Regions from separate parts of the Homo sapiens genome. Here region 2 is linked to region 1. A link is an interaction called in ENCODE POLR2A ChIA-PET data of the cell type or tissue named here. Cell type or tissue: OCI-LY7. All regions are shown on one strand. Each heading gives the region's core, and the rest is flanking DNA. Links, peaks and the distances in the headings are about the cores only. Region 1 overlaps LOC105369917 (a long non-coding RNA gene). Region 2 overlaps METAP2 (methionyl aminopeptidase 2).

What was found. Peaks named below come from ENCODE experiments on the same cell type or tissue, not always from the same donor. Only the 100,000 strongest peaks of a DNase experiment are listed, where the experiment ranks them.
Region 2: POLR2A ChIA-PET joins it to region 1 with 10 read pairs; 3 of 35 experiments call an interaction of 5 or more read pairs at or near these places.

The regions. Positions count from the first base shown.
Region 1 is chr12:95,342,057-95,351,426 of GRCh38, forward strand. LOC105369917 (a long non-coding RNA gene) reads right to left here. Exons shown (of 11, transcript XR_001749265.1): 9 at 720-836. Among named protein-coding and RNA genes, the nearest start is that of MIR3685, 37 kb to the left of the region's middle. In OCI-LY7, for the core only: CTCF peaks have their summits at 1,324 and 1,530; DNase peaks (open chromatin) are centred at 1,277, 1,635, 1,995, 7,425 and 1 weaker place; H3K4me3 peaks cover 3,423 bases; H3K27ac peaks cover 7,420 bases.
Region 2 is chr12:95,512,274-95,521,643 of GRCh38, forward strand. METAP2 (methionyl aminopeptidase 2) reads left to right here. Exons shown (of 11, transcript NM_006838.4): 10 at 528-643; 11 at 1,379-3,566. The coding sequence ends at 1,631. USP44 (ubiquitin specific peptidase 44) reads right to left here. Exons shown (of 6, transcript NM_032147.5): 5 at 8,724-8,929; 6 at 4,287-6,080. The coding sequence ends at 5,881. Among named protein-coding and RNA genes, the nearest start is that of USP44, 35 kb to the right of the region's middle. RefSeq lists a silencer at 6,787-6,987. In OCI-LY7, for the core only: no CTCF peak of the experiment used is centred there; no DNase peak of the experiment used is centred there.

The DNA.
Region 1 (9,370 bases), core at 861-8,860:
TTCTCTATCTCAAAAAATAGTGCTACTGTTCTAAGTGCCCAGGTGAGAAGCTGGAGATACCTTAAATTCTTCCTTCACTGACATATCAGATCTTATAGAGTCTCATTTCTAACTGTTACTCATACCCAGCATCCTTTTCCATTCCCACCCACTGTTACTGCCTAATCATTTCCCTCCTAGTTAAAAGCTTAACAGGTCTCTCTGTCACTTGGACCCTTTCCATACCATTCTTCCAAAATAAACAAAATAAACTTTCTAAAATACAAAAAAAACCTCTGCATGTCACTTGTCTGTTTAAGGTCCTTTAATGATGCTGGGTGTGGTGGCTCACGCCTTAATCCCAGCACTTTGGGAGGCTGAGGCAGGCGGATCATTTGAGGCCAGAAGTTCAAGACCAGCCTGGACAACATGGTGAAAACCTGTCTCTACTAGAAATACAAAAATTAGCTGGGCGTGATGGTGGGCGCCTGTAATCCCAGCTACTCGGGAGGCTGAGGCAGGAGAACTGCTTGAACCGGGAGGCAGAGGTTGCAGTGAGCGGAGATCGTGCCACTGCATTCCAGCCTGGGTGACAGAGCAAGACTCCATCTCAAAAAAAAAAAAAAAAAAAAAAAAGAAGGGGGTACATGGGGTACATAAATAAGACCCTCTCTACATCCAAAGATATCGTGGGATTTGATGCACCTTGTTGTCCCAATGAGAAGTCTGACCCCTCTTACCTGTGATTCTACCCTCCCATCCACCCAGTTTCTCTGTATCTGCAGGTGAACCAGCTTCTTTGTATCTGCAGGTGAAACCTAGCTCAGCAGGTTACAAGCCCATAGTCCTAGAAACACCTGCAATGAGACCAAGAAAGAATTAGCAGTGACCATGGCCATCAGACTGAGAGACCATTCACTCATTCATTGGTTCATTGATTCATTCAGCAAATATGTTTTCAATGTTTACCATGAGCTGGGCCCAGGGATAGGGACTGGGGCTACAATGGTGAACATGACACAGTCTTACCATCAAGAAGCTTCCAGCCTAGGGGCAGAGGAAGCCAACTTCAAAGCAGGCTGGGAAGGTAAGGCTGTCCTCCCTATACTCCCAGAACCCACGACACACTCTCTGTGGCTCAGGCCACCCTTGTAAGAGCTCTGTCTACACCCTGATGCTTCCACCAGAGTATCTACTGCTGTTCACCTTCCAGGTACAGCTCAATCATTTCACTATCATGCAGGACTTGTGGTTCCCTGGTTAGGTGGAATGAAAGAGAATTAAGAGATAGCTAAGGCCCTCATCCAGCCACGCAACTCTTTTGGAGGACACTAGAGGTCTTTGCTAAGTTTTCTGTGTTTTATAACCTTCTTCATTCTTATTTGTATTCTCTTTAGGTTCTCTGGTCACGGGATTATTCCCTTCCTCTTGCTGACCTAAAAAATAATCAACTTTCTGGAAATTTAGGGGACTCAGCCAATGCTGTTGTGATTCTCCTTCTTTAGCTTTCAGTTACAGAATGACATGTGACCTCCTTGCAAGGTTGCTATCAGCCCCGTTGTACAAAATAATATGTCCTTGGTCAAAATTTACATTTTGTGCCTCTTATTAAAGATCTGTCTGTTTGCCTGCGTCATCTCTAAAGGCCTAGCCCATCTGCAATGCCACCTCCTGAATGGGACACAGCTGTTTAACTGAACTGATTTATTCTTAGGACTAAGAGACTGATTCAAGAAGACACGGAATGATATATTTAAATTTGCCCGTTTTTGCTTATCCCAATTTGTTTTTTTCCACTCCTTTGCCTATCTTTATCTCTGCAGCCTATCACCCAAATCTCTGCAAAGCTATCAATTTAGCTTTTCAGATGTGAAACTTTTTCAAGTTTCAAAGTGAGGACTGAAGGAAATAAAAATATTTCACCCCGAAATATACTTCTTTGGCATATTTTGAGGTGGCTGTTCAGAGAGCCAATGAATAGAAGTCACCCTGCAGAACTGTCTTTTGTGGGGGAGATTTGCATCTGCAGAGAATCTGCACTGATGCAGGCAGAAGAGGGCTTTCTCTGAGGCCTTCTCTTGTCCGATTGAGGAAAGATTAACTGAGACTCTGACATTTTAAAGATCTGAAAGAAATATTTGCCATCTACAGGCAGGGCTGAGAGAGCCCCAGTGGGAGTGGGCCCTCCATGTCAGACTAAGGAACTTGGACTTGGCCTAAAGGGAAGTCCTTAGAGACTTATAAGCAGAAGAATGATGCAGACATGTTCGGATATTAAAAAGAACACCTGGCTGGGCACGGTGGCTCACGCCTGTAATCCCAGCACTTTGGGAGGCCGAGGCGGGTGGATCACAAGGTCAGGCATTCGAGACCAGCTTGGCCAACATAGTGAAATCCTGTCTCTACTAAAAATACAAAAAATTAACGGGCTGTGATGGCAGGTGCCTGTAATCCCAGCTACTTGGGAGGCTGAGGTAGGAGAATCACTTGAATCTGGGAGGCAGAGGTTGCAGTGAGCTGAGATTGCACCACTGCACTCCAGCCCGAGTGACAGTGTGAGACTCCGTCTCAAAACAAACAAACAAAAAAGGCCAGGCGCCGCTCACGCCTGTAATCCCAGCACTTTGGGAGGCCGAGGTGGGCAGGTCACAAGGTCAGGAGATCGAGATCATCCTGGCTAACATGGTGAAACCCCGTCTCTACTAAAAATACAAAAAATTAGCCGGGTGTGGTGGTGGGTGCCTGTAGTCCCAGCTACTCGGGAGGCTGAGACAGGAGAATGGCGTGAACCTGGGAGGCGGAGCTTGCAGTGAGCTGAGATCGCGCCACTGCACTCCAGTCTGGGCGACAGAGCGAGACCCCCATCTCAAAAAAAAAAAAAAAAAAAAAAAAAACACCCTGAAATGGGTAGGAAATATTAGAGGTCTCAAGACTAAAAGCAAGAACTAGTTAGAGCATTGGAGAAAATCAGTTCGGGAGTGATGAAGGCCTGAAGTAGGCAGAAGCAGTGGGATTGGAAAGAAGGGACAGTCAGGAAATGAAAGTCGTGGTGATAGATTCCAAACTCAGTTTCATAAGTGGCCTCTGAGATCAGTCTGTGGTGGCTATTTGGTGTGCAATCAGCAAAAAAGAGTTTAGGGCCCAGTCTAGGCTCAGTTGAAAAGAATGATGGGCTGAGCATGGTGGCTCACGCCTGTAATCCCAGCACTTTGGGAGGCCAAGGTGGGCGCAGATGACTTGAGGTCAGAAGTTTGAGACCAGCCTGGCTAGCACCGTGAAACCCCATCTCTACTAAAAATACAAAAAAAAAAAAAAAAAAAATTAGCCAAACGTGGTTGGTGCTTGCCAGCTACTCCGGAGGCTGAGGCATGAGAATCACTTGAACCCAGAAGGTGGAGGCTGCAGTGAGCTGAGATCACACAACTGCACTCCAGCCTGGGCAACAGAACAAGACTCTGTCTCAAACAAACAAACAAAAAAAGAATGATGGATTAGTGATGTCTGCTATAGACACAGAATGGGGGAATATTGGCTCATGACTGGTATTTACTATTCCCATTCTCTGGTAGAAGAAGCATTAAAATGAACTGTGTATCAACAAGTGCATACTGTGTGAGTCCATGAAGATCTAGAACAGATGAAAGTAATTCATGCTGATAGAAGGCAGAATAGTGGTTTCCTGGGGGTGGGCAGGTGGGTAGGTTACTCAATGAGAAGGAGTAGGAGAGAGATTTTTCAAGCCTGGAAGAATTCTGTATTTGATCTGGGTGGTGATTACACAGGTGTGTATATACATAAAAATTCATTATGGTATATACCCTTAAGATTTGTGATCTTTATTATACGAATGTCATATCTCAGTTAAAAAAAAAAGTGTGTTGAGAAGCCAACAGAAAAAAAAAAAGTATATAGCTCCCTATATACTTTGGCCACTTCTTTGATAGTCTTGTCCTTTTGCTTGAAGGAGAAGACATAGACTATGATGACCTGGTCCGCAGAGGACATCTGGCTGCTTCTAAGGTGATCATACTCCAGGTCTGTCACTTTCAGGATGCTGTGAGAGCTACATTGGCACGTGTGCCCTGTGTCCCTGCACAGTGTTCTCCTTAGGACCATGGGACAAACCAGCTGGGAAGCAAACCAGGTATCCTTGCTTTCAATGGGAAAAGGAACCCTAGAAATATAATGGTTAGAAATCACATTAAAGAAATGAAAGGACAGAAAGGACACCCCTGATATACAAGCGATTACTTTAGTAAAGCATTGACATTTAATTCTGGACAGGATTTTATTTACCAACATGTTAAAATATTTGTCAATACACTAAAAGAGTTAAACATAAGCCTTTTCAGCTATACAGGCACCGATGGCTCTGAAAGAAACATAAAATACGTGTTCAGAGGACCAATGAATCCAAATGATTGCAAATAATTGACCAGCAATTACTAGAATGTTAATTGCACTGTAACATACCTAAGAAGAATGCATACAAGGCTGGTCTGTAAGTTACTTACTTTTATTCCCTTACAGATGAGAAAACTGAGGCTCTGGAAATTCAGTAATTATACCAAAAACACACAAGCAGTAAATGACAGCTGTGATTTGAACACATGCATATATTTTTTCTATTGTAATACTGCTATCTTGCTGGATCCTGAAATATCTGTAAGGTGTTTATGAGTTGGTTTTATTGCCTCTACTAAATAAGCTATGTAGCCCAACAGCTAGAATGGAAATCAGAAAGCTAAATTTGGATTCATAATCTGTCACTTACTCTTTTTTTTTTTTTTTTTTTTAGACAGAATTTTTGCTCTGTTGCCCAGGCTGCTGGAGTGCACAATCTCGGCTCACTGCAACCTCCGCCACCTGGGTTCAAGAGATTCTCCCGCCTCAGCCTCCCAAGTAGCTGGGATTATAGGCACCCACCATCATGCCGAGTTAATTTTTGTGTTTTTGTAGAGATGAGGCTTCACCATGTTGGCTAGGCTGGCCTTGAACTCCTGACCACAAGTAATCCACCCGTCTAGGCCTCCCAAAGTGCTGGGATTACAGGTGTGAGCCACCGTACCTGGCCTGTCACTCACTCTTAATGTGATTGCAAATCTTCTCATTTCTTTGTGCTTCAGTATTAACATCTATTATGTAGGGGTAAGTTTGTGTTTCCACAAAACTTCCAGGGGGGTTATGAAGCATATAAAACCAACCTTTCATGAATTTTAATTAGCTTAAAGAATTTTATGAGACGCTGAAATTTGTTTAAAAATATAGTATTTTAATTAGGTTATTTTAAACTGGCATTCCTGGGTAGCTAGAAGAGTACATCTTATTTATTTTTATTTTTTAATACAGAGATGGGGTCTTGCTGTGTTGCCCGGGCTGGGCTCAAATTTCACCTCAAGCAGTCCTCCCACCTTGGCCTTCCAAAGTGCTGGGATTATAGGCATGAGCCACTGTGCCTGGCCAGGAGTACATTTTATTATCATTAAAATATTCACTGTTGATTTCAGTGTCCTTTTTTTTTTTTTTTTTTTTTTTAATGAGACAGAGTCTCTGTCTGTCACCCAAGCTGGAGTGCAGTGGCGCGATACTGGCTCACTGCAACCTCCACCTCCCGGGTTTAAACGATTCTCCTGCCTCAGCCTCCCGAGTTGCTGGGACTACAGGCACCCGCCACCATGTCTGGCTAACTTTTTGTATTTTTAGTAGAGACAGGGTTTCACCATGTTGGTCAGGCTGGTCTCAAACTCCTGATCTTGTGATCTGCCTGCCTCCCAAAGTTCTGGGATTATAGGCGTGAGCCACCGTGCCAGGCCTTTTTTTTTTTTTTTTTTTTTTTTGAGACAGAGTCTTGCTCTTGTCACCCAGGCTGGAATGCAGTGGAGCGATCTTGGCTCACTGCAACCCCCACCTCCTGGGTTCAAGCGATTCTCCTGCCTCAGCCTCCCTTGTAGCTGAGATTACAGGCGTGTGGCACCATGCCCGACTAATTTTAGTATTTTTAGAAGAGACGGGATTTCATTATGTTGGCCAGGCTGGCCTCGAACTGCTGACCTCAAGTGATCCGCCTGCCTCAGCCTTCCAAAGTGCTGGGTGTTTTCAGTTTCTTTACCCTTAACCTGAGTGCTGTGGACTCAATGTGTCCCCCCAAAATTTGTATGTTGACGCTCCAAACCTCAATGTATTTGGAGATAGAGGCTTTATGGAGGTAATTAAGGTTAAATGATGTTATAAGGGTGGGATCCTGATCTGATAAGATTAGTGTCCTTATAAGAAGAGGACACCAGAGAGCTGACTTTTGCTGCCTGCCACGTGAGGACACAGCAATAAGGTGGCCATCCATAAGCCGGGAAGAGAGCCTTCATCAGATACTGATGCTACGGACCTTGATCATGGACTTCCAGCTTCCAGAACTGTGAGAAAATTAATTTCTGTCATGTCAGTCCCTTGGGCTCTGGTAGTTTGTTAAAGCAACTGAAGCAAACAAATGCACTAAGCAACTTAGTGTGATGAATGATCAGCTATGTTTGTTGAAGCCATGCTTTTTGAAATGTCTTGATGCCTTTCCTCAGTAGAAACGCATTTCTACAAAATGATGGTGATTTACGGTATCTGCTTGGCTTAAGAAAACCCATGCATGCAAATATAATACATTATTTCAGCATTTGCCTTAATGCCCCACCAGACCTATTTTCAATATATTTTTTCCTTTTTCAGCATAATGTTTATTAGTGAATTTAGATGCAGGCTAACTTAGAGATGGATCTTCTTTCATGGAAAGACAAACACATAATATCAGCAGAATATTGTTTCTTTGAAATGTTCAGAATAGTACATTTTGAATTATAGTAAAAGTTTACATATGTGTGTTGGTGTGTGCATATAATGGAGTAGTTAATATATTCATAAAAATATGAAGATAATATAACACCCCCATGCACACCACCGAGCTTTATTGTATTAATATCAAATATTAATACAAATTAATGCTTTACTCCATTTGCTATATATGTTTATATTTTTTCCATTGTTACAATTTGAGACACAACTGAAAGTCCCTGAGGACTCCTGCCTGATTTCACTCAACGTTTTATCCTAATTTTGGTGTATGTCATTCTCATGTATGTCATATAAGTATGTAATAACCCATAATCTGTTAGGATGAGGGTTTTTATTTGCAAGCAACAGAAACAAACTGGTTAATTTAAGCAAACAAACAAAAAGGAATGTATTCAATAACTTGGAAGACCTTTGCAAGAGTGGAAGACTTGGGTTTGGAGGCTCCACTGCCAGGGAAAATGTCCCTAATCATGCTGTAGAATGTGTCCAATAGCAACACCACAACAACGGCTGCTGGACAGACCCTACGGCTTGCACTGTTGGTCCTCCTGACCCAAAACACAGCTGCAGGAACCACAGCCATTACAGCCACTAGAAGCCAAGCGGAACCACTGCTCTTCCTCCCAGAAAGTCCGGGCAGCCCCTGCAGCTGCATGAAAGTCTGGGGCAGGCGCATCTGATCTTTGGAGCCTGGGTCATGTGCCTGGGCCCTAGCTGCAGGAGAAACTGGGAAATCAAGAAGATGGGACTGGGTGTGGTGGCTCATGCCCGTAATGCCAGCACTTTGGGAGGCTGAGGTGGGCGGATCACTTGAGGTCGGGAATTCAAGACCAGCCTGGCCAACATGGTGAAACCCCATCTCTATTAAAAATGCAAAGAAATTAGCCAGGCATGGTGGTGCATGCCTGTTGTCCCAGCTACTCGGGAGGCTGAGGCAGAATTGCTTGAACCCGGGAGGTAGGGGTTGCAATGAACCAAGATTGCGCCACTGCACTCCAGCCTGGGTGACAGAGGGAGGCTGTCTCAGGGAAAAAAAAAAAAAAAAAAGTGGTATTTTTGGCTTTTATTGTGGGAGGGGACTCTGCCTCAGCAGGTAGGGGAGTCCCCAAACTTAGGAGGGAGGTATAGATGCTGCATGATAAGAGCCAATGGCAGTTGTCCACAACAAACAACTGATACATTCTCTTGTTGATGGACATTTACATAATTTCCAATTTTTTACTACAGAGAACTGCTGCAATGAAATTTTTGCACATTTCCTACGGTATAGAATTTCTCTGGATTATTCGTGCCTTCAATTTTACTAGACATTGCCATATTGTTCAGCAAAGGGTCTATTTGCCAATCATATATTTTGCTAACATTTGTCTCCATCTGTGGCTTGTCTTTTCCTTCTGCTTATGGTGTCCTTTTTATATGGAAGATTTTTATTTTAATATAGTTAAACTAATTAATCCTATCCCTTATGTTTGTGATTTTTTGGTGTGCATTTGGTTTAAGAATTTATTTTCAGCCAGGCGAGGTGGCTTATGCCTGTAATCCCAGCACTTTGGGAGGCCGAGGCGGGCGGGTCAGGAGTTTGAGGCCAGCCTGGCCGACAGGGTGAAACCCCGTTTCTACTAAAAATACAAAAATTAGCCGGGTGTGGTGGTGTGTACCTGTAATCTGTAATCCCAGCTACTTGGGAGGCTGAGGCAGGACAATTGCTTGAATCTGGGAGGTGGAGGTTGCAGTGAGCAGATCACGCCACTGAACTGCAGCCTGGTTGACAGAGCAAGACTGTCTCAAAAAAAAAACAAAACAATTTTCTACCTGAAGGTGATAAGAAAAAATTATCCTGATGTTTTCTTCTAAATGTTTTATTATTTGGCTTTTAATGATTAGCTCTTTACCTGGAGTTTATTATGGAAAATAGGAATCTAAGATAGATAATCAGTTGTCCCAGCACCATTGATTGAATAATCCATTCCTCCTGGTTTGTAATTCGATCTCTGTTGTAAATCAAGTTTCCCCATGTTCCTGGGTCAGTCAGGTCTTTCTATTTCTGTTCCATTGGTCTATTTAACTAGCCTGGTGCCAATACTACAATATCTTAGTTACTATCACGTCATAAAAACCTTAACATCTGATAAAATGAGTCCTCCACTTCCCCCTCACCCCAATGTATTAATGCTATTTCCAGAGTGAGCTATTAGCTATCTTATATCCTGAAGAGCACAATGACAAAAAAAAAAAAAAAAAAAGAGAAAAGAACTTTCAGAGTGTATGGTTTGGTATAAAATATGAGTGGGCCATAAGAAGTAGCAAGAGAATCAACAACACCTTCACCAGTGGCTAGGTGCCTGCAGAGAGCTGAGAGCCAGAGGCAGGGATTTATATCAAAGAAATCAGATGCATTTGAATTAAAGCTCTGATCTCCACCCTGTAAGAACAGGCTTCTAAGACTCCCAGCTTCAGTGACACTCTTCTTGTTTTCCAATGACCACTGACTCCTCCATCCCCACCTTTCCTTTCCTGGGGTTTACGGCAGGTAAACACAGCGTGGCAACATCAG
Region 2 (9,370 bases), core at 417-8,416, 170 kb after region 1:
GGGGTAGAGCTGTGAACATAATTCATAGGGGGAAGCAGAAAGACCAAAAAGTGCTAAGGAGATAAAGCAGGGCAAGGCTAGATAAGGACCGCCAGGGGCTATTTCATGTTGCTGCTTAATCAGGTAGAGACTTCAAGAGATGGTAATTGTAGGCCAGGCTCGGTAGCTCAGGCCTGTTAATCCCAGCACTTTGAGACACCAAGGCAGGCAGATCACCTGAGTGAGGTCAGGAGTTTGAGACCATCCTGGCCAACATGGTGGAACCTTGTATCTACTAAAAATACAAAAATTAGCCAGGCATGGTGGCACGTGCCTGTAGTCCCACCTACTCGGGAGGCTGAGGCAGGAGAATCGCTTGAACCTGGAAAGTGGAGGTTGCAGTGAGCCAAGATCTCACCACTGCACTCCAGCCTGGCAGCAGAGAGAGACTCTGTCTCAAAAAGAGAGAGAGAGAAAGAGAGATGGTAATTGTGATTCGTTCTGAATTTTTCTTCTTTCTCTCCCCTTGACCCTTATTTATTTTTCAGGAAGGAGAAGTATATGCAATTGAAACCTTTGGTAGTACAGGAAAAGGTGTTGTTCATGATGATATGGAATGTTCACATTACATGAAAAATTTTGATGTTGGACATGTGCCAATAAGGTGAGAGACGAGACGATTGATTTTATGTGGCTAATTAGCATCTCTTCTGAGTTAACAGCATTTCTAAAAAATGTGGCATACATACAAAATAGTATATTCATGAATGTAGAGTTCTGTAGCCCAACAATAAGAAAAAAAAATAGCCTGTTAAACATTTTAACTGAGATAAAAATTACACACACACACACACACACACACACACACACACACACACACAAGTGCTCTCTTCAAGTCCGGTTTCTGATAATCATAAATGTCAGAGATTATTTTGCTAGCATTCCTAGGTTTTTGCTTTAATATTTTTCCATTGGTAAACTTCCATTTACAGCGTCTTTCAATTTACATTGAAATTTTTTAACATTTGAAGATGATTGAAATCTGCATTTACATCTTTTATATGCAGGTCTTTGAGCTTGCTGCACACAAAAGGAAATTCACATCATAATACCCTGTAGTAGGTCTCTAGTGGGGAATATAACACACACACACGCACACGCGCGCGCACGTAGACACGTAAACATGATAAGATGGCCTCCAGCTGGTGTCCTATTCAGCTGCCATCTATAATTAGGTATGGGCTATTATACATTCTGGCTTTTGATTGTTGAAAGAGCAACAATAAAAGTTTTTGGACTTCAACTACTAGGACACAGCTAAGGTCTGGGCTTTTCTTAATGAGGGAAATCAGTTCGTAACTCTTTTGCCAACAGTTAATTTTGGATTTTCTCCTCTTAGGCTTCCAAGAACAAAACACTTGTTAAATGTCATCAATGAAAACTTTGGAACCCTTGCCTTCTGCCGCAGATGGCTGGATCGCTTGGGAGAAAGTAAATACTTGATGGCTCTGAAGAATCTGTGTGACTTGGGCATTGTAGATCCATATCCACCATTATGTGACATTAAAGGATCATATACAGCGCAATTTGAACATACCATCCTGTTGCGTCCAACATGTAAAGAAGTTGTCAGCAGAGGAGATGACTATTAAACTTAGTCCAAAGCCACCTCAACACCTTTATTTTCTGAGCTTTGTTGGAAAACATGATACCAGAATTAATTTGCCACATGTTGTCTGTTTTAACAGTGGACCCATGTAATACTTTTATCCATGTTTAAAAAAGAAGGAATTTGGACAAAGGCAAACCGTCTAATGTAATTAACCAACGAAAAAGCTTTCCGGACTTTTAAATGCTAACTGTTTTTCCCCTTCCTGTCTAGGAAAATGCTATAAAGCTCAAATTAGTTAGGAATGACTTATACGTTTTGTTTTGAATACCTAAGAGATACTTTTTGGATATTTATATTGCCATATTCTTACTTGAATGCTTTGAATGACTACATCCAGTTCTGCACCTATACCCTCTGGTGTTGCTTTTTAACCTTCCTGGAATCCATTTTCTAAAAAATAAAGACATTTTCAGATCTGAGAGCTACATCTCAATGTCTGTGGTTATAATTCTGGACAGGATAAATAGCTAAACTTAATGTAGGCAAATGCAGAGACATTTATCTGAAATGTAGACCTCTACACTGAGACTTTTCTGGCATAGTGGCTAAAACAAGATCTACACATGCATAAAAAGGGACAATCACCTTTTCTTCATAAATATACAGCTTTAGGAATATTTCACCATTCTTTGTAGGACATAGTAGTCCTTGTCTTTTTTTCTCCTGACATTGGAAAGATGTGCTAATTGAAACTTGACTTAGTAGGAACATTGTGCCAACTCAAAACCTTGATTTAGTAAAAATCTCAATGTTTAGATCCTTTGTCCAGTGGTGGTGTTTATCAGGGAATGTATTCAGCTTGCTCAGAAAACCAAAAGGGTATTAAAGCCACAAAAGCAAAGAAGAAAAAAAAAAACTTCCCATGTTTGGATCTTGTTCTAGTTAGAAAAATTAAGTTGAAATTCTTGGACTTTTTCATTCATGAGGCAAATGCTGTAATACCTTCCCCTTTGACAGGTTTGGATTCTTAACATTACTAGTGGTATTTCAGGAAGTGACGTTACAGTTACTTTCCTTATAGCGGCTAAGTGTATTAAGTTGAATGTAACGATGGTAATATTAATTTGTTTGAACTGAGGCCCACTACTGATTCTTTGACAAATTGAATTCTTATATTTAAATAATTTTATGGGAATGTTCCATCATAATTTCTAAATCATTTATATATCAAGGTAGCCTTAATTTGTATATGTTTCAGTACAATGAGATTTTATTGCCTCTGGGATGCTGTTTAGTTTGTATTTTGTTGAACGTTTTTATCCTAGGAAGAGAAACCTATGACTTGTGTACCTAGATCATCTGTTACATTAAAAAGCTGCTCTTTCAGCATTAGAGCTATAAATGAATGTTACCTTGTCGGGAAACAATCTAGGTTTTAGCTGTATGAGCTATGTTTATTATGGTGCTAATGTTCAGTAGCCACATTTGACTAATGTCTCCATTCTCTGTGATGCTGTGGCTAGCAGCAGAGCTCGCCAGTTCATGCCTGGACATACTGTCAGGGCTGGGCCCTCCAGCTAGCTCCTTTGGGGTTGAGTCCGTATCTTTTTGATGTGGAAGTATAAAGCAAGTATCTTGATTTCTAAACCCAGCAATTTTAGAATTGACCTTTATGAGTGAAGACTTTTGGAGCTTTTAAAGACCTTGGCAGTCATGATCTCAAACCAATTAGGAGCTCCAAGCTCCCTTCCCAGGTAACTGTTGGGAGCAATGGCATCACTGTATGCCCTTGTAATGGCTGGAAGGGACATGATCTTGTAAGTAGGAAAGCTGTAACTAAAAATTGTATTGTTTGCTTATTAGCCATGTATCTCTTAAAATTTTGTTATGTTTACAACGATGTACCTTATTGGCAACAAGTTATTAGTTTGATGTTTAACAATAGTGCCTTTAGTAAATTATTTTACAACTAAAACATGTTGTTTTTTGTTAGATCAACTTAGCAGAATGTAGACGTCCATGTTGAGATTTAAGATAAATAGTAAGAAATCTAAGTTTCTGTTTATTGTTTAGGTTTTAATTTTATTGTTGGTATTTTGAGACATTTTTCACACTAAAATTTAGTGGAAAGTACTACAGATTTCCCAGACCCCCCCCCAATAATATCCCCCTTTTCCAAGCCTCCCCCCATAGGTGTTTGTTAGTTTTAAGGGATTAAAAAGTAAAGGGCTAAGTCACTTTGTTTTTTTTTTTTTTTTTTTTTTTTTTTTTTTTAGCGGGAGTCTCGCTCTGTCACCCAGGCTGGAGTGCAGTGGCGCGATCTCAGCTCACTGCAGCCGGGTTCAAGCTATTCTCCTGCCTCAGCCTCCTGAGTAGCTGGACTATAGATGCATGCTACCACGCCTGGCTAATTTTTTTTTTTTTTGTATTTTTAGTAGAGATGGGGTTTCACTGTGTTAGCCAGGATGGTCTTGATCTCCTGACCTTGTGATCTGCCCGCCTCGGCCTTCCAAAGTGCTGGGATTACAGGCATGAGCCATGGCGTCCGGCCTCTTGTATGTTTTTATATTGAAATAAGTACAAGCAACGATACCATTACAAATAGCTCAGGAGTTTTTACAGTTCCATTAAAATGACGTGCTAAAATGTATAACGTTAAAAATAGTCCTTGAAATTAGAAAAGAGTAGACTCTGGTTATCTTGACCATGTAAATTTTTAATGAGGTATTAAGAAGTGTGTAACAGTTGAGGTAACAACTTGCATAGGTATTATGAACAATTTTAAACATAGCCATTTAATATTCCAGATGTATTTTCGGCACAAATGATTTGTCTATTCAGTGATAAAAGTCTCACTGCACCTCACTATCAGCTAACCCAGATGACTTGTTTTGTGAAATTTAAGAAAAATTTATTGGTAGAGACCTCTTTCAAGTTTGTACTTAACAGATGATCACTAGTGGTGAACAGCATTCTACAGGATACTATCTTTCACTAAGACTTCAACCTGCAAATAAACCCACTTATAAAAAAGGGATACATGATCTTCCTGTGGTTAACAGAGCTTAGATACATAGCTGGTCTACAGAGATTAGTTGATTCTACCCTCTCCAAATAAGATAAAGTTAGCAGCAACAGGACTTTAAAGAAACCCAGTGAGATTATCAGAAGAAGAAAAAGAGTGACTCACACTGTATTTTTTTTTGTGCAAGTTTAGATAGATAGCTTTTAGTTTTTTTTTTTTTTTTTAATGCTCAGGGCCAGTGTTTTAAGAGGCTCCTACCTAGTAGTCACATAATCCTAGCAAGAGTAAATCAAGCTTTAGTTATTTAGAATGAGATGCTAGACATAATAATAGTCCAGTTGCCAATTTTGAACACTTATCTTTTCTGCCCTATAATTTTTTCTCTTCAAGACTCTATTCCTTTGAACTAAAAAAAATACATAAAGTTTTAAGAGATCTAATGTCATCAGACATTATAAAATGAACTCATACCCAAGGTAAACTATTTGAATAACATCATACACTGGTTTACTAAATTCAGACTTTTTATGACTGCTTAATTATTAGACTTCTGGACAAACCTGTTTGCTGCCAGACAAAAATCATAAATCCCAGCCATCATTTTTTTCATGTCCATAGTTCCAGAGTTCACTTAAATATACTATTTGTAAAGCTGCCATTTTCATTTATAGTTTGACTATGCCAAAGAGCAATTACTAAAGCAATTTTGGGGTTACATTAACCAAAATAATGTCAATTACAAGGCCTGTTAACACACAAAGCCTCAGAAATACCAGTGAGTGTGACTGAAGAATATTTAGGTGATACCTTGACATGTCACTTCAATAACTCCAAGGGGCAAGGTAACTTCAATATACAAATGAAAGACTATTAGTGACCAAAGTAGAGTCTAATTTTCCATCTATTAAGAATTTGTATAGAAAATACCTGAAAAAGATACATGTATATAAAATGATGCCACTTGAACTTTGTTGGTAGAAGATTGCACAAGTTCATCATCCGAGCCAATTAAGACATAAAAATATAAAAGAGGTAACATCAGTCTGAGGTAAACACCAAAAGTTTAAAACTCCAAATATGAAAAAAGTAGTTACCTTCAGTTGATATATACATTTATACTTTGTAAAAAAAAAAATTGTTAGATATAAAATGTATAAATGTAGTATACACTGATTCACAAGAAAAAATGAAGTTTAAAATGGTACATCAGTCTTTTAAAAAGTATATATATAAATCACAGGAAGAAAACCCCATTGTCTTTGGATCAGCTAAGGATTTCATTAGACGAGGTATCAGCGTCTTCATTGGGATGTTGGCTCCCCAACAGGAGCTCTGGAGGCAAAAGTTTAGAATGTCCATTCTCAGTAACTCGTTGGGTATAAAACAAGATATAAGCTTGAGCCTTGCATACTTCATCCATAGTGCACATGCTTAGTTTGGAATCATTGCAGTGTACCCAGAACCCTAGAGTGAAGCACAGAAATACATTTATGAAGGGACTTTAGAAAATTCTAGTATGAAAGGCATTGAGTGAGAAGCTTTTTCTGAAGGGAAAATAATTTTCTAGCCAATTCATTTTTCTTTAATGAGAAATATAGATTGGGCAGTGTTACCCTGGAATTATCTACCTTTATTCTAAAAGTAGCTTAAGTTTTTCACAGCATGTGACTGATTAGAGTACCTGACACTATTTATTCTTTGTGTAAATCTACCAGTTAATGCTTTTGCCACTAATCATACAGGATGATCATCCCTAATTCCAAAATCTGGCCAGGCATGGTGGCTCATGCCTGTAATCCTAGCACTTTGGAAGGCCGAGGCAGGCAGATCACCTGAGGCCAGGAGTTAGAGACCAGCCTGGCCAACATGGTGAAACCTGTCTCTACTAAAAATACAAAAATTCGCCAGGCGTGGTGGTGCACACCTGAATTCCCAGCTACTCAGGAGGCTGAAGCAAGAGAATGGCTTGAACCTGGGAGGCAGAGGTTGCAGTGAGCAAGGATGGCGCAGCTTGCCCTCAAGCCTGGGTGATAGAGGGACTGTCTTAAAAAAAAAAATTCCAAACCAAAACTTTTTGTGCCAACATGATGTCATAAGTAACCCTGAACACATTTTTTTCCACTGTATTAATATTTTTTACTGTGAAACTTATGGGCACATAAGCATAATGCACTTATGTACATTACATGCACATAAGTATGCTAATGACTGCTTATATTAGCATATAAAAATCAGCCAGGAATTATGGTGATGCCAAACCACCAGACTGTCCATATGAGTGGCTGAGATAGTGACACCTTTGTTTGCTGATTGCTCAATGTACAAACTTTGTTATATGCACTCTGTTAATGAAACTGTTTCATTATTTAAAGTGTTGTATAAAATATTTAGGCTATGTGTACAAGGTGTATATGAAGCAAATGAATTTCATGTCTAAACCTGGGTCCCATCCTTACAATACCTCATAATGTCTATGCAAAAAAATCCAAAATTCAAAACACTTATGGTCCCGAGCATTTCAGACAAGGTATACTCAATCTGTATTTTTTTTTTTTTTTTTTTTTTTTTGAGATGGAGTCTCGCTCTGTCACCCAGGCTGGAGTACAGTGGCGCAGTCTCGGCTCACTGCAAGCTCCGCCTCCCGGGTTCACGCCATTCTCCTGCCTCAGCCTCTCCGAGTAGCTGGGACTACAGGCACCCGCCACCACGCCCGGCTAATTTTTTTTTTTTATTTTTAGTAGAGACGGGGTTTCACCGTGGTCTCGATCTCCTGACCTCGTGATCCACCCGCCTCGGCCTCCCAAAGTGCTGGGATTACAAGCGTGAGCCACCGCGCCCGGCCCTCAATCTGTATTAAAAGGCAAATTGGGTCGGGCATGGTGGCTCACGCCTGTAAACCCGGCACTTTGGGAGACCAAGGCTGACAGATCACTTAAGGCCAGGAGTTCAAGACCAGCCTGGCCAACATGGTGAAACCCCGTCTCTACTAAAAATACAAAAATTAGCCAGGCGTGGTGGTGCACACCTGCAATCCCAGCTACTTGGGAGGCGGAGGTTGCAGTGAGCCGAGATCATGCTGCTGTACTCTAGCCCAGGGGAAAGAGTGAGACTCTGTCTCAAAAAAAAAAAAAAAAAAAAAAAAAAAAAGCCAATAGTGTACAATTAACTTGGTAGTTTTTGGTAGCTCAGTGTTGAGTTACCCTGGTGGATTATTGGGCTTCTTGTCCTCACCTCTCTTTTTCTGTTTGGGCTGTGTTGGGTGGGGGTGGGGAGTTGGAGTTTCATTCTTTGTTCAACAGTAAGTATCAAAAGGGGAAGTAAGGCTGGGTGTGGTGGCTCATGCCTGTAATCCCACCACTTTGGGAGGCCGAGGCAGGCGCATCACAAGGTCAGGAGATTGAGACCATCCTGGCTAACATGGTGAAACCCCGTCTCTACTGAAAATACAAAAAATTATCCAGGCATGGTGGCATGTGCCTGTAGTCCCAACTACTTGGGAGGCTGAGGCAGGAGAATTGCTTGAACCCGGGAGGCAGAGGTTGCAGTGAGCTGAGATCGTCCCACTGCACTCCAGCCTGGGCGACAGAGCGAGACTCCATCTCACAAAAAAAAAAGGTGTTGGGGGGAGTAAAAAATAAAATCTCAATCCAATCACTTTTGCTAGAACTAGACTATCCTAGAAGGCAGAAAATAAGTGAGTTTTGTGTGTTAAACTTGAACGCAGTGTTTGTTCCAAATATCTATGATCCCCCAGTTCATTAGGTACCCTATTTCTTTAACGAAATTAACTGAAGTAAACCAGTAAACATACGATCTGCTTTTTGAAGTGTGTCTTTAAGAAAAGTTAACACTCTGACTTTTAGTTAGCAACAAGACTATCCTCATTATTATATCCCTCCAGCCCTTAGTCAAAAGTACTGCAAAACCTACAGAAAATATTTCATGCATTAACTCTCATTTTTTAGTACCTGCAGAGGCATTCTCCCTAAGAAAATAAGTGGTCGAGTAGCTTTGTTTATGATTTAGTAGTCAATTTAGAAATCGGTTAAAGCCTGAACTCCAGCCTCCAAGTCCAACCCAAGATAAAATACTTTTTCTTATCTATACCTCCTTCAGAATTATAGCAGTAGGCAGTGTAGTGCCCTGAGCCAAATCCTTTCCCATGGTGCATCACCACCGCGGACAAGTCATAGATAAAGCATTCTGGTCTGAGGGATTTCAGGGTCTCCCTGCAGCAATAGGGCTCCATGTTTAAGATTTCCTCAAAGCCAACATGAACACCAATCTTCTCTCGGTTATTACGTCCTGACCACCTGTGAACAAACCAGTGTAAAATTATCCACACAATTAAGGGAAAATAACCACGTACTAGGTCTAGACACTTGTAACAGATGACCCCAGGCAGCATGGAATACAAAGTATCATATGTAATATAAAATGATGTCAATGCTGAAGCTGGCTATAAATGGAGACATTTTGGCTTATTTTGCCTTCTTGTAGTTAGATGATAATGTAGGAAAAAAAAATTTAACTTTTGGGAAAGTATTGCCTTATGGGGGCATTTACCCCCTAACAGGTAAAAGTCAAGGCCACGAAAGGGTTGGGGATTTTTTTGTTTTTTGTTGTTTTTGAGACGGAGTCTTGCTCTGTTACCTAGGCTGGAGTGCAGTGGTGCGATCTTGGCTTACTGCAGCCTCTGCCTCTCAGGTTCAAGCCATTTTCCTGCTGGGACTGCAGCTGTGTGCCATCATGCC